2 separate regions of the Homo sapiens genome follow, and region 2 is linked to region 1. Evidence: chromatin loops called from intact Hi-C (ENCODE). Cell type or tissue: PC-3. All regions are shown on one strand. Links, peaks and the distances in the headings refer to the core of each region. The heading gives the core; the rest is flanking DNA. Region 1 has its middle 54 kb from the start of LINC00399. Region 2 overlaps IRS2 (insulin receptor substrate 2).

Region 1 (16,917 bases), core at 5,455-13,454:
ACCCTGTCTCTACTAAAAATACAAAAGAATTAGCCGGGCGTGGTGGTGGGTGCCTGTAATCCCAGCTACTCAGGAGGCTGAGGCAGGAGAATCGCTTGAACCTGAGAGGCAGAGGTTGCAGCGAGCTGAGATCACACTACTGCACTCCAGCCTAGGTGACAGAGCAAGATTCCATCTCAAATATTTATGTATGTTTCAGTTAAACCAGTATATCCAAATAATACTCTATGAACATATAATCAACATAAATATTATTAATGACCTATTTTACTTTCTCCTTTTGTGTTTTCCACTTGCAACTCTTCACTACCCACATTTCAAGGACTCAGTGGACTGATGGGCTCTCGGCTTCCACCCTGGATGGCGCTGAACGTGGGGAAGTTCTTTACTTCCATTCTCACGTGAGAAACTGTAAGGCAATGATTTAAAAAAATGCAATTCTGCTTCTTTAGGTAAACTGTTGTTTACCATTATACTTCTCTAAAATAGGTTAAATATTTTACTGCTTTTGAGCCTTGATTTTCTAAAGTTTGAATTAGTTGTCAGTGCTAAAATATAAACTTTTTTTTAAAAAAAGAATAAGATGTATCTGAATGCATTAGGGATGAATTTCACTGATGAAAAGGATTTCAGCACAATAGAAATACCTATATCTAGCCGAAGGTTTCCACAGATGTAAGACAATTTAGATTTTCCATATGGAAGGATAAAGTATTTTTCACTATTTATTTCTGTTGCTTATGGAAATTAAGCAACCTAGAGCAGTAAAATGAAGTTTTATTCACAGTACCTTTAATTAGTCAAACATCTGGAAATATTTTTTGTATGTAATATGACTAAATTATAAAAGATATAATTTGTTTTTACTACTCTGTGTTTCCATCTAAATCTAATATAATTTTTTAGTATTACATGAGTACGCTGCCCAGAAACCTCCTTTCTCCTGGTTTACCTGGCAATTTCACTATACCTAGTTCCTGTCGGTGACTGCCAAAGGAAATCTTTTCAATCAGTATTAAAACATTGGCTACTTTGTATATGCTGCCTGCTTCACCTAGCTCTGTGGAGTCAAGAGTATGTCCTACATAAAGAAATACAAGACCATCAACCTGGAGATATGAGAAATATGAAAAGTTGCTTTTGATGGCAGAGGCACACAATTAGTGCTGCCTTATTTTAGAGAAGAGCGCCGTCTTTTCCTACCAAGATCATTGAAAAAGATGTTTTGGAGGAAATGGGATTCTATGATGGTTAGGATTTGGCAACTTGGAGAGGAAGACAACATTCCAAGAAAGACAGCTATCTGAGAAAAACACCTGCAAAATCAAATGAAGATAAAATAGTGATTGGCATATAATTCTAATAAAAAGACAAACAGTATGAAAAGAGGGTACATTTATTAAGATACAGATTCATGAAAAAATTCTATGTAGTTATTTAAGCAGCTATTTAAGCTACTGGTTTCAGGATATAGTAGGGTGCTCTTTGGAAGGATGATGTGGCATAGAAAGAGTGATAAAGAGAGAGAAAGAGAAAAGGAGTTGCAAAACCTGAAAATCCTTCTTCAGGCTATTTCTTTAAAACGGGTCTTTTACTTGGCATTTATCTGTGAACTCTCGAAGTTCAAGACAAATATTCAATAACTCCTAGGCATTATTTTTAATCGTCAACATCACCACTATTTTTATTTTTTATCATTATTTTTGTTTGTTTCTTCTGTTTTTGAGACAGGGTTTGCTCTGTTGCCCAGCCTGGAGTGCAGTGGTGTGATCAGAGCTCAATGCAGCCTTGACTTCTCAGGTTCAAGCCTCCTGAATAGCTGTGACCACGGGTGCACACCACCATGCCCAGCAATTTTTTAAATTTTTTTGTAGAGATGAGGTCTCATTATGTTGCCCAGATTGGTCTTGAACTCCTGGGCTCAAGCGATCCTCCTCCCTCAGCCTCCCAAAGTGCCGGGGTTACAAGTGTGAACCACTGCCCTCAGCCTATCTCCATTACTTTTAAAACAAACACATAAGGAAAGGGTATAGTGATATAGATATTTTTAGATTGGTGTATTAGTCTGTTCTCATGCTGCTAGTAAAGACATATCCAACACTGGGTAATTTATAAAGAAAAGTTTAATTGACTCACAGTTCCACATGGCTGAGGAAGCCTCACAATCATGGTAGAAGGCGAAGGAGGAGCAAAGCCACATCTTACATGGGGGCAGGCAAGAGGGTGTGTGCGAGGGAACTATCTTTTATAAAATCATCAGATATCGTGAGGCTTACTCACTATCACGAGAACAGTATGGGAAAGACCCACCCCCATGATTTAATTACTTCCCACCAGCTCCCTCCCATGACACATGGGAATTACAGGAGCTACAATTCAAGATGAGATTTGGGTGGGGACACAGCCAAACCATATCAATGGGAATAGATGTCTTTTCTTACTTTATACAGACCAGTGTGAGCTCTGCAGCTGGCTGTGCCAGTTTGAATCTTAACTTTACCAAGTGCTTGTTGTGTGAACCCAGGGAAGATGCTGGGCATTCCCCTGCCTCATTTTACTCATCTGTAAAATGGAGATGGTGAGAGTAACTTCTTATGATGTGTTTTGGTTTTAAATTGACTTTATTTTTTTTAGAGCAGCTTTATGTTCTCAGCAAAACTGAGCAAAAGGTACAGAGATTTCCATACACCTCCCCACCCTCTCACCTCCACACACACACACTGCCTCCCTCATCATTATCCCCATCCCTTGCCAGGGGGTACATTTGTTACAATCAATTAACCTAAATTGACTCATCATCATCACCCAAATGTCACAGTTTACATTAGAGTTCACTCCTGGTGTTGCCCATTCGATGGGTTTTGGTAAATGTATACAGGTTTGTTTTTAAGGTGAAAAGAAAATACTCAAAAAGCTTAGAAGAGTATATGGCATAGATGAAAAACTCAAAATGTTACCTACTATCATTGATATTATTATTGATTATAGTGGTATGTTTTAAAATAATCTTTTGAAACACTTTTTCTTTTCTTTAAATTATAGTGGCATGTCCGTAACTTACATATGTGATATATGTTGTATATTTATGTAATTTGTAATAATTATATACTACCATGTATAGTAGTATATATTACATATACTATATAATATGGTATGTATACTATGTAATATATACTTATTCTTTATTATACATAACACAATATATTACATATATATACTATATATGAAGACATACATATATAGTGTATATACTAAATTATTAGGTTGGTGCAAAAGTAATTGCAGTGTTTGCCATTACCTTCAACAGTAAAAACCGCAATAACTTTTGCACCAACCTATAATACATGTCTTCAAAAACTGATGAGCAGAATCTCTGAACTCAGCCAAACACAGAAGGATCCTAGGGTATGGGTGATTGTTGAAATACATGCTGCAAAATATTCCTCTTAAAAGCCTCACTCTGTAATCTGAAACTTCTAATATTCTGGCTGTCTTTGAGTGTGGTAAGCTCATATTTTGAGGTCAATAATTCGTATTCCCTTTAAATAACACCAGTTGTTTGCCTCTGGACAATGATAATCTTTAACGTGGGAAGATTTAATCCTAATTGCAAGAGGTCTTACAGACAGAAGTGACTTCCAAAAACACAGACCAATATTTCCTGGAATAAAATTCCAGATATTAACAGGCTTTATTATGGCGGCCTACATCAGTGTGTCAATGCATAAGAACATAAGCTGAAAAAAAAAATTGGCTCAGATCATAAAAATAAAGCTTAACAGTTGGATTCAACATCTCTTATCATCTACCACTCCCCACAGACATCTCATCTCTGAATCCCGATCCGTTATTCTTGAGCTAGGTACACACATTCAATACTCTGTAGCCCAAGGCAATGCCTACAATCTAAGTTCTAGGGCAGAGACTACCATATTCAGTTTTTTTATTGTTTCTCCAAGTCAATTATTTCTTAGAAATGTATTAAATTTTCTCATGCCAGATTTTATGTGATTTAATTATGGAACACTAGAGAAAATCAGGGATTTAAAAGAATTTTTCATGCCTCTCAGCCATGATCCAAGGTGACTGGTTGTACGTGGTAAAGGATAGCATCTACTCAGTCCCCGCGATTTGAAGACATATGTAACCAGCACTTGCCACCTTATCATTATACTCTAGAAGGCCATCAACCAAGACTTCATTCCGGATGTCCTAGCTCTCAGAGAACATCCCTTTCGACCCAATTGTATTGTCTGTTCATACTCTATTATTACAGTAAATGTGAGTGAACAGCAGTGTATTGACTTTTAATTATGTATAGTATATTTTTAAAATTTGTAATTACTATTCCTTTATACGTCTCTAAAAATCTTGTAATTATGATGCTAAACACTATCACACCATTGGAAATGGCAGAACTGTTCAGATTTGCCAATATCTGGGTGATTACTCTTGCTTGCAAAGGTTTTTAGAGAAGTAATAATTATGTGCTTAGCATTTAAGCTATTTCTCCAAGTTTACAATTATTATTCTTTCTTTCTGCAGAGAGCACTGTGACTTACAAAGAGTAAGAAAACTAGAAACTTTTGTTTGGTTTGCCAATGTATTGGCAGCATGATTGGGACAGAATCCAGGTCGTGCCCCAGGAGAAAGCTATTCGTGACACCATCTCTTCGCACCCTGAAAACATATTTATTAATTCAGTGTTTGACGTGTGTTTGTAATTACTGATGTGTATTTATGGGTTTCAGGTGATTTTTTTAAATCTTAGAATCTCTGCCCCTTATTGAGGGTGGTCTTAAGGTAATAGGACATTTACTGAAACAACCTTCTGTACCAAACATGATGCCTTCTTTTACCTCCGTGGCTTCCAGCTTCAACCTGTACTCCATGTTCCTTCCAGACTCTGTGCTCCATCCACAGCAAACATTGCAGCTTGCTAAGCAGCCTGTGCTGTTGCTTCTGGGCCTTTGCATCGGATGTGGTCCCTGCTTAACAGACCTTCCCTAGCTCTTTGCCTGCACACAATATTCAGCTCACCCTTCAATTCAACGCAGCTAACTCACCTTTTCTTCTCTAACAGCCTCATCCCCTCCCCTAGAGACTTATCCACTTCTCTTTGTGCTACACTGGTATACTAGGCATTTCTGTCATTTTTTTTCCTGTATAACATCCTCTGAATGTAGCATCTATTTAGTAATTATCCTATTTGAGGATGGAACTGTCTTTAAAAGAATCTTCAAGATATATACAACCAAAAATGGCAAACAGAGTAACACCTACACAAGTTTGGTACAGTGCCAGAAACACATGCTTTATTTTTCTGGACAAATTAAAGAAATTCACCTTTGGTCACGTCCACTTCTATATTTGGACATTTTCATGTGGTTTCTGGGTACTTCTCTCTTCTTCATTCCTCTTGTTTTTTTTCCTGGCTTATTTTTACATTAGTAGTTCAATTTTTAAAGTTCCTGAAACAAATGCAAAAAGTTGGTATGGTATTATTCAAAGTATAAGATCAATTTGTAGATCTTAGGAAATTCTAATTCTATGAGTCACTTTACTTCTTCTGTATGGGTCTCCTTTTATTCACTTAAACTGTTAATGTAACAAGAATTTATCTACTGAGTGATTGCACCAAGCACCCTGTCCTTATTCCTTGCAGGGAAATAGTAGGAGTGAAGAATCTCCTTAGTCATTATTTTAAAGTATTTTTTTCAAGTCAGTGAAACTACAACAGTAATGACAAAGTTAAAAGCATTTAGATTACAACTTCAAACAGTGATTATATCTCAAACATGTGCTATTAAAAAATCTTCGGGAGTTAGAATGTGATAAGATTTGTCATTCATTTTCACAGATATTTGGAAGATATTTCAAATAATAAATTTTGCTACTAAGTGGTAATTTAATTGTGCATTTAGACTCAAATTTCTCTGGACAAACATCCTACTTAAATTTTTCTTACCCATAGTAGATTTTATTCGAACGAGAGTAAACACTTTAAAAGCTTTGATGGAAGAATTAGTAAGTACCAATGACTCATAGTTCATCTAGCATTTTTCTTCCCTCATGCATTTTGATGACCATTTAATGGGTTACACCACCAAAACAGCTCCATTAAAAATTTTCAAGCCAGAATAAGAAGGTAAAATTAACCCACAGTTTTTCAGGTAGATCCATGAATTAAGACAACTACAGGAAACATCAATGGGTAAAAAAAAATGTATTCTCTTTTTATAAGTTTATAATAATTATTTATTAGGATCACTGTCCTTCAAAGTTCTAAATTTAATTGAAGAAAACTTGTTAATGCTTATAGAAGAGTCACTTTGTTAAATTTATCATGTTTGTATATTAATTGCTGATACGTGAGATAAATCTAAACATGATATAATCAGTCATAATATTTGATTTTTAAATTGGCAATTACATTTCTTGATTATTGATTTAGAAGAATTTTCTTTTTTTCTTTCTTTCTTTCTTCTTTCTTTCTTTCTTTTTCTTTCCTTCCTTCCTTCCTTCTTTCTTTCTTTCTTTTTCTTTCTTTCTCTTTCTTTCTTTCTCTTTCTTTCTTTCTTTCTTTCTTTCTTTCTTTCTTTCTTTCTTTCTTTCTTTCCCTTCCTTCCTTCCTTCCTTCTTTCTTTTCTTTTCTTTTCTTTTCTTTTCTTTTCTTTTCTTTTCTTTTCTTTTCTTTTCTTTTCTTTTCTTTTCTTTCTTTTCGGATCTCACTCTGTTGCCCAAGCTGGAATGCAGTGGCACAGTCATGGCTCATTGCAGCCTTGACCTCTCAGACTAAACTGGCCCTCCCACCTCAACCTCCCAAGTAGCTGAGACTACAGGCATGAGCCACCAGGCCCAGCTATTTTTTTAATTATTATTATTTGTAGGAGTGAGGTCTCACTATGTTGCCCAGGCTGGTCTTGAACTTTTGGGTTCAAGCAATCCGCCCGCTGCAGTCTCCCAAAGAGCTGAGATTATAGGCATGAGCCACCATGCCTGACCTAGAAAAATTTTCAATATGTTACAGAATGTTTATCAATCTGGTAGTGCTATTAAAATAGGGTCTTGGAAATACCCTTCTGGCAGCAGAGAGCAGATCTGGTGGCAGGGAATATGACCAACTCACAGAAAGGGCACAAGCAAGGAAACAGTGTGAGGTGGTAGCAAGAGTGATGAAGAGAACAAGGCAGATTCAACAAGTGCATGGAAGTAAAATCAGCAGAACTTGATAGATCTGTTAGCTATGCAGAAGAAGAGAAAAGAAAGAAAGTGAAAGATGGCTTGGTCAATTCTATCCCAGGTCTTTCCAGAAAGGAATTCAGGGAGGACCTGGTTTGGGAAAGGCCAAAGGTGGGAGCAATGATGAAACGGGTGTAATCCATGGTCAGAGACTCTGAAAGAGGGCATCACTTTAAAACACATAAGTAATTTTTAAAAATCCTAATTATTATATCACCAGTGAACTTGGTGAAAAAAAGAATTGGGAAGGCTGATAATAAAATGCTTTTTCTAAAGGGATCTCTCTGAAGAATTCAGTTTTATTATTTCAATAGGTTTTGGTGAAACAGGTGGTGTTTGGTTACATGAATAAGTTCTTTAGTGTTGATTTCTGAAATTTTGGTGCACCCATCACCCTAGCAGTGTACACTGTACCCAATGTGTAGTCTTTTATCCCTCATCCCCCTCCAACCCTTTCCCCTGAGTCCCCAAAGTCCATTGTAAAATTCTTATGCCTTTGCATCTTTATAGCTTAGCTCCCACTTATGAGTGGGAACATATGATGTTTAGTTTTCCATTCCTGAGTTACTTCACTTAGAATAATGGTCTCCAATTCCACCCAGGTTGCTGCGAATGCCATTATCTCATTCCTTTTCAAGGCTGAGTAGTATTCCATGTGTCTATGTGTATGTGTATATATATATATATACACACACATATAGATATAGATATATATACATGTGATATATAGGTATATATCAGATTTTCTTTATCCACTCATTGATTAGTGGGCATCTGGCTGGTTGTATATTTTTGCAATTTCAAATTGTGCTGCTATAAACTTGCACGTGCAGGTATCTTTTTCACACAATGACTTCTTTTCCTCCGGGTAGATACACAAGAGTATGGGATTGCTGGATCAAATGATAGATCTACTTTTAGTTCTTTAAGGAATCTCCACACTGTTTTCCATAGTTGTTGTATTATGTTGGTGCAAAAGTAATTGCAGCTTTTGCCATTAAAAGTAATGAGTAATGAGCCTACCCTTTAATCTGCCATGGAGAATGATGATCACAATAAGAGACTTAATATTTATTCTGTGCTTCCCAGGTGTCAGGCATTATATGCTGTTCTATGTCTTATCTCAGCCATTGAGAAGTCCTATCAGGCAGGGCTGATTGTCCCCACTTACAAAAGGGTGAGATCTAGCTCCGAGAGGATTCATGATATGCCACAGGACTGACAGCCAGGAGTAACTTTCAGGACTGCTCTGAACAGGCAACCCTAGGGAGAACTGCATGAGCCCACAATCTGGGATCAATGAGCAGATAAGAGAGATGAGAGAGGACAAAGCTGCTCCTCTGCTCCTTTTTCCCCCCAACTTTCTCCTTTAAGATCCATCTTTAGGGGCAGCAGGGAGAACAAATGGGTGCAATGGGAAGTGGGGTCCCGGAGCTCAGAGGCAATAAGAGCAGCTGACGTGCATGGGGCTGAGGTTCCAGGTAGAGCTGGATTTTACTCCAAAGTGTGCAGAACCCAATTTCAACTATCTTTGAAGAATCACAAAGAAAGTGAAAGGGCAAAGCCACGAGTCCTGGAAACCTCAAATAGTCATACTTGATGGTATTTTCTGGTAAACCTGTGGAATGGACTATTGTGCTACAGACTTATAAGCCCTTTAGAAAAAGCAGTCATGATTTTCAGGAGTCAGCATGGCTTCACTAACAGCGAGTCACACCTCATTTGCTTTCTGACATTTGACTGGACTGGCAGCTTGGAAGATGACATAGATGTGGGGTAGCTGGGTTCCATCAAAGCATGTGACAGAGTTCTGTTTAATATGTTCACGGAAGCACAGCAGGATGACATGAATGGACTGATAGCAAAATCGGATGCAACGTAAAGCAGTGAATAACTATTTTTTTAAAAAGTGGTGATTAATGTACTGATATCAGCCTGAAAGGAAGTCATTAGCAGTAAGCCAAAAGGTTCTGATACGATTAAATCCAGTCAAATGCTTTTATCATTCACTTACTTGAAGGCATGGAAAACATGCTTCTCAAATAAGTGGGTAATCTAATGATTGTGGGAATGTCTACTACAGCAAATGACTGTATCAAGATTTAAATAATCTAGGGATGCCAGTATGAAGCACAAAAGAAGGTGTTGGAAATTTCTTTCTGAGAAATCCTTTGAAACAAGATAGATCCCTCATCAAGCCAGAGCTGGTAAGAATTTCTGCTTTTGACTTGTATTTAATTTTGAATTGAATTTGGTGAATAAAATTTGGCTTCTTTTCCTCCTCCTGTAGAAACTAACTCCAAAATAAGAAGCAAAACAAACAAATGAACTTCATCTTTAATTTTTAAAAAAGAAAAATAAAAATGAAGGAAAGAAAGAATAAAACAGAAGCCTAGCCTCTCAAAAGCAGTGACAATCAAACATGGAAACCCTCGAGGGTGGACACCTATGGTCCCAGACCTCAGAAAAGGCCATCAAAGTCCACTTGTTCAAGGTAGATGGCAGCCATGCAGGTTAGATCTAAACTCGGGTCACAGGATGGGGATGAGTTCTGCCCGGCCCTGAGAGCGTCCCCAGAGTTCGTCTGGCTCTGAGAGAAAGTTGAGGAAAAGTGGCTGAGAGAGCACCGTGCCAAAGTGTCTTCAGAAGGTTGTCCTTGGTGACAACATGAGGCAGGTGGTGAGGCAAGGAGAAGTTCCACTGGGAGTCCCCCGAATGTTGATCCTGCTTGGATGAAAGGAAATGAGAGTCCAGAAGCTCATCTGCACTCCATAGTCCTGAGTCATTCTGAGAATTCCTAACATCCTGAAGCACACGCTGCCCCAGGTCCCACATGGACTTCCTACAGATAGTCAATATGTGGAGAGCTTGTCTTGTTCAAACATGAGAAATATTCGAGAAATAATTTAAAAGGAATAAGCAAAATATACAAAGATTGTACAATTCTACAAATGGGAAGAAAGAACAGAGAAATTAATTTCTAATGCAGACAAAAACCTGCATTAGAAAAACGCTACCACAAAGAGAGATTATGATCCAACCTATCTTCACAAATTACCAACAAAATGAAACCATCATCTGTATAAACAAAACACGCAGCAGAAACACATTAGTTCATGGGTGATATATTGGGACCTCAGAAGAATGTGCTATGTGAGCTGGTGTAGCTCAGGAAAAAATGTGAAAAATATAAATGCACAGGAAAAAATGATAGCTAAATGGGAAGCAGCACTAAGGAGAAATACTATGAAAATACAGCTCTGCACATAATGGACTGTACTGAGAAAAACACTCAAAATATAAAGAAAATGAGCAAAGAGTTAATGGGATTACAGTGAAAAACAGTAGTTATGGAACAAGGCAAGTAAAATCTAGAAAGTGTGATGGATTTACCTAAGTAGGGTGTATTAGTCAGGGTTCTCTAGAAGGACAGAACTAATAGGATATATATATATACACACACACTATATATATACACATACACATATATATGTGTGTATATACATATATACATATAAATACATATACATATACACACATATATAGTATAGGATATATATATATAGTGTGTATATATATATATACTTATAGGATATATATATATAGTGTGTATATATATATACTAATAGGATATATATATACACTAATAGGATATATATATACACTAATGGGATACATAATATATATACTAATAGGATATATACTATATATATACTAATAGGATATATACTATATATATACTAATAGGATATATATAATATATATACTAATAGGATATATATTATATATATACTAATAGGATATATATTATATATATACTAATAGGATATATATTATATATATACTAATAGGATATATACTATATACTAATAGGATATATACTATATATATACTAATAGGATATATACTATATATATACTAATAGGATATATACTATATGCTAATAGGATATATACTATATATATACTAATAGGATATATACTATATATATACTAATAGGATATATACTATATATATACTAATAGGATATATATTATATATATACTATTAGGATATATATATATATACTAATAGGATATATATATACTAATAGGATATATATATATATTAATAGGATATATATTATATATATACTAATAGGATATATATTATATATATACTAATAGGATATATATATATACTGATAGGATATATATATATACTATTAGGAGATATCTATATCTATATCTATATCTATATATATATGTAGTGGAGTTTATTAAGTATTAACTCACATGATCACAAGGTCTCACAATAGGCCGTCTACAAGCTGAGGAGCAAGGAAGCCCAGTCTGAGTCCCCAAACTGAAGAACTTGAGAGTTCTGTGTTAGAGGGCAGGAAGCATCCAGCACAGCAGAAAGATGTAGGCTGGGAGCCTAGGCCAGGAGCCTAGGCCAATCTAGCCTTTTTGCATTTTTCTGACTGCTTAATATCCTGCCCATGCTGGCAGCTGATTAGATGGTGCCCACCCAGATTAAGGGTGGGTCTGACTTTCCCAGCCCATTGACTCAAATGTTCATTTCTTTTTTTTTTTTTTTTATTTTTTTTTTTGAGACGGAGTCTCGCTCTGTCGCCCAGGCTGGAGTGCAGTGGCGGGATCTCGGCTCACTGCAAGCTGCGCCTCCCGGGTTCACGCCATTCTCCTGCCTCAGCCTCCCAAGTAGCTGGGACTACAGGCGCCCGCCACTACGCCCGGCTAATTTTTTGTATTTTTAGTAGAGACGGGGTTTCACCGTTTTAGCCGGGATGGTCTCGATCTCCTGACCTCGTGATCCGCCCGCCTCGGCCTCCCAAAGTGCTGGGATTACAGGCGTGAGCCACCGCGCCCGGCCTCAAATGTTCATTTCTTTTGGCAACATCCTCACAGACACACCCAGGATCAATACTTTGCATCCTTCAGTCCATTCAAATTGACACTCAGTATTAACCATCACATAGGGTATCAAAATAACAAAAGAGTAAAATATTCAAAAAACATTATTTTAAAAAACTTCAAAAAACAAATATTTACATTTCCAGTTTGAGAGGGTATCTTATGTCCCGAGGAAAATCCATGTAGAAAAGACAACCATAAGACATAGCTAGTAAACTTTCTGAACCTTAAAGGACCCTGAGGTTAGAAGATGTATTTGTTTGCCATTGCTACTGTAGAAAAATACACAAACTTAGTAACTGAAAATACTGCAAATTTATGATCTCACAGTTCTGGAGATTGGCAGTCCAATTAGTCTTCTGGGGCTGAAATCAGGGTGCTGACACACTTGCATTCCTCCTGCAGGCTCTAGAGGGGATCCACCTCCTCACCTTGCCCAGCACCTATACTTCCTTCCTCACGGCTCCTCCCTCCACCTTTAAAACCAGCCTCATGGCATCTGCAAATCTGTCTGACCTCTGCTTCTGTCCTCACAGCTCTTTTTCTGCCTCTAGTGCTCCTGCCTTTTTCTTACCAAGGCCCTTAAACACACCCGGATAATTCATAATCATCTTCCCACTCCAATATCAGTAAATTAATCCCATCTGTAGAGTCCCTTGCTACCATTTTAAGGTAGCATATCCACAGTTTTCAGGGATTAGGTGAAGCACATCTTGGAGAGAGGGTGGCATTATTCTGCCAACCATAAAAGGCAAATGAAAAGTTCGTCTAGAAGGTAGAAGGAAAGAAAAACTAAACTTCTGTAGATTTTTCCACAGTGGCAGGGAAATAATGGAAAATATTTGTATTCATTATTTGTTGCTGCCTAACAAATTACTCAAAAACTTAGTGTCAACAACACACCAAAAACGACATATTATCCATATCTTTTCTGCAGATGAAGAATTTGGGAGCAGTTTAAGGGCAGTTCTGGCTCAGGGTGCCTAGTGAGGTTGCCATCAGAATGGCAGCTGGGACTCCAGGCATCTGAGGCTGCCTGGGCCAGAGGGTCTGTGTCCAAGGTGCCTTCTCACAGGATGGAAGGCAGTGCCGGCATCGGTGAGGCTGCTTGGGCGTCTTCTACAGTCGCAGTACGGCAATTGGCTTCCTCCAGAATGAGACCCAAGAGAACAAGAGGCAGGCCTTGAAACTCATGTCATCATTTCTGTCCTGCCCTGTTTGTTAGAAGTGAGGCTCAATGGACCTCACACTGCATTTGTATCAAATGCCCACAAGAGGCAAATCTATAGATGCAGAAAGTAGATTTGTGGGTAGCTTAAGGCTGGAGAGGGGACTGGCAGGGCTGAGAGATGACAGAAGGTGTGGGTTTCTTTGGGGATAATGAAAATGTTCTGAGTGTGGTCATGGTGGTACATTTCTGTAAATATATAAATTTGAAAAACAGTGAATGTGCACTGTAAATTTTATGGTATATGTAGTGTATATGAACTCTATCTCAATAAGGCTGTTACCAAAAATACATACGTATTTAATGAAGTATACTATATAAAGTTACAGGTAAAGTTAGTCTGAAAACTAAAAAAAAAATTCAGATCAACAGAAAAAATAAATAGAAGACATGTAGTGAAATATTATGTAGTGTAAGATTTATAATAGCAAAAAATATACATAAAACGCTAGAACACAAAGAAAGCTTTCCATGTAAAAGTGATCAATATATCTGACATCCTCTTAACTAGTAAAGGAAAAAGACTCAGCTTGATTGGGAGAATCACTTCAGGATGTGTACACGTATCAAGTCATCATGTTGTGCACCTTAAATATATGCCATGTTTATTTGTCAATCACGCCCCAATAAAACTGGGAAAAAAACAAAGCAAGAAATCGGCACATATATATTTAAGAGACAAACTAAAAAGTTGTAATTCAGAAATATTTAAGTTAACATGATGAGAATGGCATACTATGAAAATGCCAAGAATGTAAAGGGTCAGAATCTTAATATCAGATAGGGTTGCATTCTGGAAAATAAACAAACAAACAAAAAACACCAAAAAAAAAAAGACAAAGGCATTTTATATGTTAATTGTTGCTATCCACAGTGAAGACTGAAGGCATGAAATTTTATGCATAAAATAACATTATTAACATAGGAAAGCAAATCTTCTAGATAAAAATGAAATCATGAGAATTATAGACAAAAACAAGTATAGAATTCTTTCAGCCTATGATAGGTTTTCGAAATAACTAATTATATAGAATATCTCCATAGACCAATATTAGAAATTAAATTTCATTTTAGTAAGTGATACATAATTAATAAATAGCAAAGACATAAATGCTTAAAACCATACTGAGATTCCGGTCTGGCAATTCTTATCACATTTTATAACACAATGTATTAACAAGGGTATCATGAAGCAGATGTTTTCAGGCTTTTCTTGGGGGAGAGTAGATGTGAATAACTTTTAAGGTGAGCAATCTGATCATTTATCAAAATTTAAAATGTATATAATCTTTGATTCAATAATTCCACTTCCAGAAATTTATTCTACTAATATACATACATGTTGACAAGATGATATGAGAAACAAAATACTTAAAGTGTTGTCAGATTATAACCCAAATTTAAAATACATACCAATTTTTCTATGCTGATACAAATGACTGACTGGATAAAGAAATAGAGAGAATAGACAAATCTCCCATGCAGAAGAACTCCAAATAATGTATGCAGATGCTTCACTCTCAAGGAGAGGGAGCATAACTCCCCACTCGCTAAGTGTAGTATGCAAACAGTGACGTCCTTCTGATTGTACAGGACCAGAGGAAAGGAGCAAATTTATGGTGGAGAAACCTGACCAAGACTCCCTTAACCAGGTGATCAAGGTCACCATCTGCAGAAAGAAGTAATGTTGACAGTATGCACCCGGGATATAATGTGATAGAAATGACACTTTATCTTTGTGATTTTCATTCTGAAAAGCCATAAGCCCACTCTAATCATGAGCAGTTCCATAGAGAGGCCTTCTCCGAAAGACCTGAGCAGTTGTCCTCAAAACTGTCCAGAGTCATCAAAAACAAGGACTGAGAAACTCCAAAAGCCAAGAGGAGACTAAGGAGACATGGTGACTAAATGTAACATGGGATCCTGGATGGGATCCTAGAACAGAAAAATACATGAGGTAAAATAAGACAATTTGAAGAACTATGGGCATAGTTAATAATGATGAATCAACATTGGATCATCATTGTAACAAGTGCACCACACACAATATTACAGGTGTTGATAAAGGAACTTGTTGTGTGGTGTATGGGAACTCTCTCTAGTATCTTTTCAATATTCATGTATTTCTAGCACTGTTCCAAAAATAAAATTTACTAAAATTAAGGGGATGGGAAAAAATGAAAATCACAACATACCAAAACCCCTGGGATGCAGCTGAAGCAATGCTTAGGAGGAAATTTTTTAGCTTTAAATGATTACATAAGAAGGGAAGGAAGATTCAAAAGCAGTTATCTAAACTTCCATCCTAAGAAGATAAAAAGAAGATCAAATCAAAACCAAAATAGGAGAAATGGTAGCAATAAGGAATTAAGAGAGAATGGAAATTAATAAAATACAGAATGAACTAACAAATGATTTTTTCTCATTGTGTATTTTATTTTCATTTATTAAAATTAATATTTTATTTTAGTAAAATACAAAATGAGAAAAAATTATTGAAAGAAAAGCTAGCTTTTTGAAAAGATAAAATTTGGCAAGCCTCTAGCAAGAGAGAGAGGGAGATCTGAGAGGTCTGTTCATGTCTTTTTCATACTTACCTATAATATTTTGCCTTTGTCTCTGAATTTTAATATGTTTTTCTATATTTGAGATATCAGCCACTTTTCCGAGGTATTTGTTGAGAATATTTTCTCTTAGTTTTCAATTGCCTTTTGATTTTGCTATGAGGAGATTTTATCATGTAAAATTTGAAGAGGTATATTTTTTATTTAGTAAAATGTATTAATCTTTTGTTTTATTGCCTACGAAGTTTGAGTCATAGTTAGAAAGCTTTTCTCTACACCAATGTTAGGGAGAATTTATACATTTTCTTCTACTAATTGTTTGATTTCTTTAATATATTTATTTCTAATCAATTTAGAGTATATTCTTAGATACAAGACATGAATCTAATTTTACCTGTTTCCAAATGGCTATTCATTTGTCCTAGCCAAACTTATTAAAACGTCCACCATTATTTCAGTGATTTGAGATGCCATCTTTGTAATATACTACATTTCCTTATGTACTTGGGTCTAATTTTAGACTTTACACAGTTTTTCTTCCACTTGTCTACTTGTCTATTCATGTTTCAGCCTCACGCTGTTTTAATTATACAGGACATATTACATGTTTTAATACCTGTAAAAGCAACTCCCCCTTCTTCGATTTTTTGGGTTTTAGTGTTTTTCCAAGTATATTTGCATGCTAGTTTTTCCATATGAACTTTATAATCAAGTTGTCTAATACTATAAAGTAGCTCATTGGCATTTTTATTGGGATTGCATTGATTTTGTAAATCAACCTGGGGGAAGATACATCTTTAAAATGCTGAGTCTTCCTGACCCCAAAACTAGACTGACTTTCCATTTATTTGGTCATGTCTACTTTTACAATTTTCACAAGTTCCAAATTTTCCTTATAGAAGTTTTGCACATTTTCTGTCACATTTATTTCTAAGTAGTATTTCTTATGCTATTGTAAGTGAAAATTTCT
Region 2 (8,000 bases), core at 1-8,000, 430 kb before region 1:
ACACTGGGTGAGGCAAAGTGCTGTGCCCCCCGCCCCCCATCCTGCATTTGGACAGCTGTAATGCAGGTGGATTCTCTGTTTCATTTCTCTAGTACGGATGACAGCAGAATGTATATTTCTATACAAGATGAACAAAACGTTTTAATGTTGGCGTTTTAATGAACAAATGAAAACAAAATTTTCTGAATGTCCAAAAGTATTGGTTATAAACACATTAACTGTCAGATCATGATTTTTGTGAAAAGAATGCTGTCCAAGTTTAGATAGGGACACTCTTTCTATATTTAGTTTGAGTGGGTTCTTCAAGACTGCAGTGGTTATTCTGACTCATTTCAGGTAGATTATTGTACACAGAGTTCAGTGCTAGACTTTTCTGAAGAAAACTAGTAAAGTCATCATTTGGCATGGAGGAGATGATGGGGTTGATGATTGCTACTGATTTCAATTTCTTTCAAGATAGCTACAGAGACTTACATTAACTGGGTGCTAAAATACAATGCATAGGTGAAGGTTAGTGTAGAAAGAGTTGGAGTATATGTTGTATACCAACATTTTGCTCTGTAGGTGCAAATAATGCAAGATGCTTCTGTGTGTTATAGCTTTATTACTTAAGTGAATTCATTACATAAGAATTCTGAAATAGATTGGATTAAAACTTATGGGTTACATGTTTACAAATGATAAAATAGTCAATTTGGTGGTTCTGATTAATTTTCTATTAGACTAGGAAAATACTAAGTTTGTATAGAGTCACTTTTATGTGTCCAAAGACACTGTAAAACTTGAATGGGTAAAGGTGAAGCCTTGGAAACTCTGTCCAGTTTTCTTATGTCATATATGATATCTATATACACAAGGTTTATAAAATATTCCTTGCTTACTGTGTTTTTACTGAAATTTGGAATATTTGATCAAATATTTTGACCCACGATATATTTTTTAAAGATAACTGATCACACGCATTGCACCCTGTAAATGCTGGGTTTTTTTCTTTTTTTTTTTTTGAGACGGAGTCTCACTCTATCACTCAGTCTGGAGTGCAGTGGTGTGATCTCGGCTCACTGCAACGTCCACCTCCCGGGTTCAAGCGATTCTCCTGCCTCCGCCTCCTGAGTAGCTGGGACTAGAGGTGCATGCCACCATGCCCTGCTAATTTTTTGTATTTTTAGTAGAGATGGGATTTCACCGTGTTAGCCAGGCTGGTCTCGATCTCCTGACCCCGTGATCTTCCCGCCTCAGCCTCTCAAAGTGCTGGGATTGCAGGCATAAGCCACTGCGCCCGGCCTAATGCTGGATCTTTTAATATTCATTTTAAAGAGTATCAGGTTTTCCAGCAACAAATATTTGGGGCTGGTGTGTGTGTGTGTGTGTGTGTGTGTGTGTGTGTGTGTGTGTGTGTTTCCATAATATCTCATCCAGTCATGCTCCAGGAGGCTGGATATGATATTTTTCTCCATAACTGAAATTCAAGGATTAATGATGTGTTCTTTGTTCATGTTGAAACTTTATAACTTAAGCATAGTCTACTGCTACTTTATCCCTATACAGTTAGTACAAATACTTGAGTCAGTTATTACGGTGTGGTATGAAATTTCAATTGTTTTCAATGCATAAAAACAGATATTATGATATAGTTCATTATACTATGTGATTTTGTTACTTTACAATCCTATTATACTGTGTGATTTTGTTACCTTAAAATCCTTATGTTTATGTTAAGAATGATTCATTCTTGGATGAGCTTGGTGGCTCATGCCTGTAATCCCAGCGCTTTGGGAGGCCGAGGTGGGTGGATCATCTGAGGTCAGGAGTTCAAGACCAGCCTGGCCAACATGGAGAAACCCCATCTCTACTAAAAATACAAAAATTAGCCAGCCATGGTAGCATGCACCTGTAGTCCCAGCTACTCAGGAGGCTGAGGCAGGAGAATCACTTGAACCAGGGAGGCAGAGGTTGCAGTGAGCTGAGATCGCGACACTGTACTCCAGCCTGAGCAACAAAGAGTGAAATTCAGTCTCAAAAAAAAAAAAAAAAAAAAGAAAGATTTTGCATAGTATTAATGCTTAATCTTTAATATTTAAGAATATGATACAGTGCTTTCTGTATGCATTCTATGGACTTAAATAAGTCAATCTTTGGCCTCCAAAGTATAAGTGTAACAGATAATCCCACAACTTGGTAGACAACTGGCAACTGAAGATTTTGAAAGAATCTTATTGAAGTTGAATGCAATGACGATGTACCATTATTCTGATCAATATTGACGGATAACTGCCTGCCACTCTTCTCTTGGGGTTAAAAGAGTTGTGTAAAATTCAAAGGGTGTTTTTCTTCCCTTTATAGTGGTAAGACATTTTCCTATATACAATATGGTATAATATTCCAAAAAATCCTATGGCATAGGCAGAACCACCATGAACCCCATTCTTTGGAATCAAGAACCTACAGTGTGGAGAGGCCAGATGACTTGCTCCAGATCTCTGAGCCAAAAGGAGAAGGAGTGTCGGGTTCAACCTCATAACATCTTGGTATCCCTAGCCCAGTTCTCTAATGTCATATTGTCTGCTTGGGAAGCTCATATGCAATAATTACATTAGGATTTTATCCTAGACCCTTGCCTCAAGCAACATTTAAGTTAATATTTTGCTGGAGTGATAGTTAATCATCTCCCCCTTTTTCTTCCACTGGGTATCAATTCAAAGGAAAATGGGGACCATTGAGGAGGAAGACTGGTAGGAAAGCGCTCTATTTATTGAAATCAGTTTTTACATCCTCCGGTTTGGAGAGTTTAGTATTTGATACTATTTTCAAGGCTGTGATGTTACTAGTGAATTTTAAAGTTGACCATCAAGTTGGTGATGGATCTGTTCTGGGGACTCCAGTCATGCTTCCTGGACCTCTAGATGTGTCAACAAAGTGGAAAACTTAGATTGCTCTGGCTGTCTTTCATTACCTCTTGGTAAAGCAAACTGTATATGATACTTGGTAAGATACCTCCCCACCACCGCCACCATCAAATACATTAAAACTCTTGCAACTCAGGTGGTGACAATACGAAAAAAATATACAAGGGTGTTCTGAGAAGGAAGAGTTGAGAACCGTTGATAGAATGTAACTTAGTTATTTAAGGTTGTGAAAACAGAGGCTGTGTGAGGTCCGGAGTCTTAGTCAAGGTCACTGATTCAATTAGTGGTAGAGTTGTTTGTAGATATCATCAAGAAAGAGTAGGAGAATGTGATACAAACAATGACACATCTCAGTTGGTTCTTTGTATCTTGATGAATAACTTTCTCCCAGGATACAGCCTATGCTCTTTAGAACAACTTAGTATTTGTGGAAATGATATTAGTCTTTTTACTTTGGAACATTTTAGTAACTTTCTTCATCCATAGACTAAAAGAAACCCTGAAAGCCAGAAATAGAGAATGCAGAATTCCTTAATGAAGAAACGCGTTATAAATCAGAGAAATATGGCTGTTCATGACTATGTGGACGGTGTCTACTGAGTGGGGAGAAGATTTGGCAAATATTTAAGGTCATGTATTTACTTTATCAAAGAAAAGGAAACAAAGTTATTGTTTCATGAAGACCCCCAGTGAAATCGAAAGGCCTAGATTATCTAGCAGAATTGAAGGCGGCTCTGTGTAACAGGTTCAGCCTGGGCGGTGACACAGTGATGAGTCAGCGGGTGCATTCGGTCACTGCTCTCTGTGTCTCTAAGACAGGTGCTTGTTCTATAAGTGAAATATCATATATTCCCCATTATGGATAAGTCCATTAACATTTTTCTAAGAAATGAGTCATTAACCTATTTAATGAGTTTATTTGAAAACTAATCAATTTAGAATTTGCCTAAGGACCAATAACTAACTAATCAGTTGTTGCTAGGTGGTTATCTTCTGGGGAATTGAGTATTTTGTCAGTGCCTTTTTATTTTTAACAGCCCTTGTTTTTTTCTTTTTTTTTAATTCTCAGGAAAAAAATCATTTAGCTGGATTTTTATATGAAGATAAATAGTTTTCATACAAATTTAATTTCACAGAAGCTGCCATTATTCTAATGACGTGGGTATAACCTCACTTTCAAAAGCAGAAAGAAACACTTTAGCAAACACATAAAAATTCTTAAGATATTCACACTTTAAAAAATGTAATAGGCGGCCGGGCGCGGTGGCTCACGCCTGTAATCCCAGCACTTTGGGAGGCCGAGGCGGGTGGATCATGAGGTCAGGAGATCGAGACCATCCTGGCTAACAAGGTGAAACCCCGTCTCTACTAAAAATACAAAAAATTAGCCGGGTGCGGTGGCGGGCGCCTGTAGTCCCAGCTACTCGGGAGGCTGAGGCAGGAGAATGGCGTGAACCCGGGAAGCGGAGCTTGCAGTGAGCCGAGATCGCGCCACTGCAGTCCGCAGTCCGGCCTGGCCGACAGAGCGAGACTCCGTCTCAAAAAAAAAAAAAAAAAATGTAATAGGCAAATCTGTGGCCTGGAACTCTTGTGGGCAGTGCAGTGTTTGCTTTGTGCAAGCTGTCAGGCCTCTCAGCATCAAGAGACAGTACCTCCTTCCTGGCCAGCACCCCCAACGGTGAGCGCCGTGACCCACCAAACAGCAGGTGAGATTGGAGACCTGGCTGGATGAGCAAAGCAGGAAAGCAGTTTTGCTATCCGGGCGAATGGAGTTACGGACCTTCTTCCAGGTTAAGAAGAAAGCCACGTTCGGAGCGCCCTGTGTTGCAGTGATGGGTTTGTTGAGCACCCACCAATTTAGTCAGGAAAACTGATGCAGACGTGTGGTCTGGGGGTCTTCATGAATCGGCCAGAAGCCTTTTCCCCAGCAAGGTTTGGGTGCCTCTGGGAACTTTTGCCTTCTGCAGAGGACCTGGGAAGAGCGTGCACCTACCTGCACCGCTCCGTGCTATGAACCACCGAAAATAGGGACTGAAGTCAGGGACCATCTGACCACGTGAATTCCCGGGTCTGCGGCAGAAGCCGCCCCCGATCCCGTCATCTCAGTGGCCACCCTCACCCATGACTGCCCTGCGCTGCCTGGGCCCAGCGCATGCCGGGTGAGCCTCTCTGCCCTCCTTTCTTTGTTCGGGACTTCCCATACCCAGATGGATGGATAAATAAGGGGAATTGTGAAGCAGGGAGAAAAGTTTTGGAAATAGGCCAGAATTTCTTTACTAAATTTAAAAACCATGCACATAATCCTTTAGAAACTCCACGCAATAAGCAGGATTAAGCAAGTCGTGGATTAGAGTGTATTGAGCAGAGACTGTTTCTGTTTGAAGAGGTCAGAAATGGAGGTACTGGGACCCTAGTTTACTGTGGACATTGCAGGGCTTCTGAACTTCCCAGACAGCAGAAATTCCTGGAAAAGTAGAGTCTTGTGGTCAGTTTCTTACCCCACACCTTTGGTGCATTTTAAAAAAATAAATTACTAAAGTGCTTTGCTTCAGTTTTATTCTGGTATGATAGTAGGTATTCACTTTTTATTGTCTTCCTGCATAAAAGCAACCTAAAATAACGTTTTACATACGCAAATGAAACAGAAAACAAATCCATAAGCTACCCATACCCTCTTCCAGTTCTATATATCAGGTGAGTGTGCTGAGACTTGTACAAATAACTTATGTTGTCAAGTAGACATCTACTAAATGTATAGTTCAACTGAAAGTATATTTGAGTATGCTTTAGCAAAATGTGTTAGTTGCAAAAGTACCAAATCTCTTTTTCTCTTTTAAAGTATTATAAATCCAGGATTGTAAATTTATTTTAATTGCAGTTTCAGAAAACTAACTTTAATTTAGCTGGCTGAGAAAGCAAAAGAGAAAAAAATTAAATATTAATATTGAACTGCATGAAAATACTAGATACAAAGGCTACACAAAACCCTTTTAGATATAAACATCCATGAATTTGCATTCATTGATGCAAAGACATTGTTGAGATTATTTGTTCTGACAAGTTTTTTAAATGAGAATTTCTCCTAAAGGTTTTGTAGCTTCTACATGTAAGGGCATTTTGGTGTTTGGGGACAGATGAAAGTTTCAGTGGTCCAGTAGAAAGGACACACCTTGGTTCAGTTTGCCGTCTTACTGTTATTTGCAGCTTAGCTTATCAGTGTTCCTAGTTCGAGATGAAATAATCACTGCAATGAAATGTCCAAGTTTTCCCAGCAGGGAGCATTTAATGAAGTTCTTAGAACAAGTCTGGGTGATACACATTCATCTGTGTGAGTCTTGATCTGTCCAGGTTCGCTGGGCTGTTTAGAATCACTGGGTCTTCAGCCATTTCCAAAACGCAGAACACAGTTGATATTTTAAGCCAATCAATGTATTGAGAGTTCAGCGTGTGTCAGCACAAGAGTAGATGTCCTGGGAGATGCAGAAGAAATGTGAAGCCTGGCCTCTGTTCCCTAGGTGCCTTCAGAGTCAACTTGGCAGCATCCCACCGGGCACCATTTTCTGGGCAGCCCCTCTGATCCTTTTCATAAGTGTCCACCCCGCAGGCAATCTTGGCTGAGCACAGAGAATGGGATGTTTCACGGGATGTCTCTGCTGCGACAGTGGATATCCTTGCTGGAACATTCACAGTACTGGTCCCATTCACAGCTGGGACCACTCAGATGTTTCACCCCTTCACCCCTGCGTGAACCTGGGGTGCATCAGATGAGGTAGTGTTTGTAAGTTTTCTTCTCTGAAAAATAGTAGCTTTGATTCTGCTGCTATCCCGATTCCTAGATGTCAGCTTGCCCTGAGCTCTTGGCGGCCTTGCCTCCAAGCTCTCCTGGTACTTCATTCTGTGCTCAGTCTTTGTTGTAAATGGTAGTATTCCAGAAACTTCCCCATTGTCAGGTTTCTTGGCTCCTTTTTGTAGGCAGCCCCAAAGGCTGCGTTAAGGGTATTGATCACATTCTTTCTATAGGCATCCCTAGCCTGTTCAGGAAAGCCCCCTCCTTTCCTGCCAGCCACAGCCCCCACCGGCTCAAAGGGCTGCTTGCCGCTCTTGGCCTCCCTGCCCTCCATGGTGGTGGCCAGTGTAGGCGAAAGAAGGAAGTCCCATTGGGTTGGGGAGCTCCAAGTCACCCACCCGTGAGGCTGATGGGGGAGTTAGTCACAGATGAGTCTCCTCCCATTCTCACCTTTTGCCACCTTTTGCAGTTTTCAGAAAAAAAGAAAAATAGGAACTTTACTTATGGGTTGCTTGAGAAAGGTAGAAAGTTGGGGGCAGAAAGGACGATGGCAAAAATGGTGAGATCTCCCTTTAATTTTTAAATGTATTCAAACTGTTAAATTTCTGCATGTTTTCATTACAAAGATGACAATTGTTGCATATAGACTATCTCAAAAATACTTCATCCATTTGAGCAATATGAAAGAATAGGCTAGAGAGAAACAGATTTGGTTTTTCAAGCTAAAAAGAATAACAGAAAGTGGGCGAGTCTTCAGTGAGCTGTCTGCCTTTGAAACCTAGGAAGTAAACTTAATTTGGATGTGCATTTAGGAGATGAAGCACTACAGGTGGTGAAATGCTCTAGCAATGAAGCAGGGAAGGGAGAGGGGGGAAAGGAAATTTGAGCCAAGCAACCTGAAGGTCAGGGGAAGCCGGTCTTACAGATGTTAAGGGAGGAATCCAAGTAGGCAAAGGGGATGAACAGCAGTGCAAAGGCTCTGGGGCAGCAGGTTGCCCGGTATGTTCCAGAACAGGAAGGAGGCCAGTGTGGCTGGCATGGAGAGCTAAGGCTCAAAGGAGAAAGTGAAGAGAAAGAGGTAGTAAGGGACCAGGAGGAATTGAGCCCGGCCAGCCGTGCTACTGATGTTAGCCCACATGTCACAGTGTGTGAGGGAGATAGAGTCCTTGGGAACAATAATATGCAGAGCTTTTAAAAACTTTCATACTGTAGCCATCAATTCCATCATCATGGTGGTGGTATCCCTGGGTGGTGGTGGTTACTTGGTAGAGTATACGTCAACTCGAATTTCTTCCTCAAAAGTATAT

What was found. Peaks named below come from ENCODE experiments on the same cell type or tissue, not always from the same donor. Only the 100,000 strongest peaks of a DNase experiment are listed, where the experiment ranks them.
Region 2: a loop joins it to region 1, with 4 times the contacts of the local background. A loop is called at or near these places in 4 of 110 quality-filtered maps.

Annotation. Positions count from the first base shown.
Region 1 is chr13:109,337,835-109,354,751 of GRCh38, reverse strand. No RefSeq gene overlaps it. Among named protein-coding and RNA genes, the nearest start is that of LINC00399, 54 kb to the left of the region's middle. RefSeq lists an enhancer at 4,770-5,969. In PC-3, for the core only: no CTCF peak of the experiment used is centred there; DNase peaks (open chromatin) are centred at 8,921 and 10,031; H3K27ac peaks cover 641 bases.
Region 2 is chr13:109,769,153-109,777,152 of GRCh38, reverse strand. The region is part of intron 1 of IRS2 (insulin receptor substrate 2); the gene reads left to right. Among named protein-coding and RNA genes, the nearest start is that of IRS2, 13 kb to the left of the region's middle. In PC-3, for the core only: no CTCF peak of the experiment used is centred there; a DNase peak (open chromatin) is centred at 3,672; H3K4me3 peaks cover 629 bases; H3K27ac peaks cover 391 bases.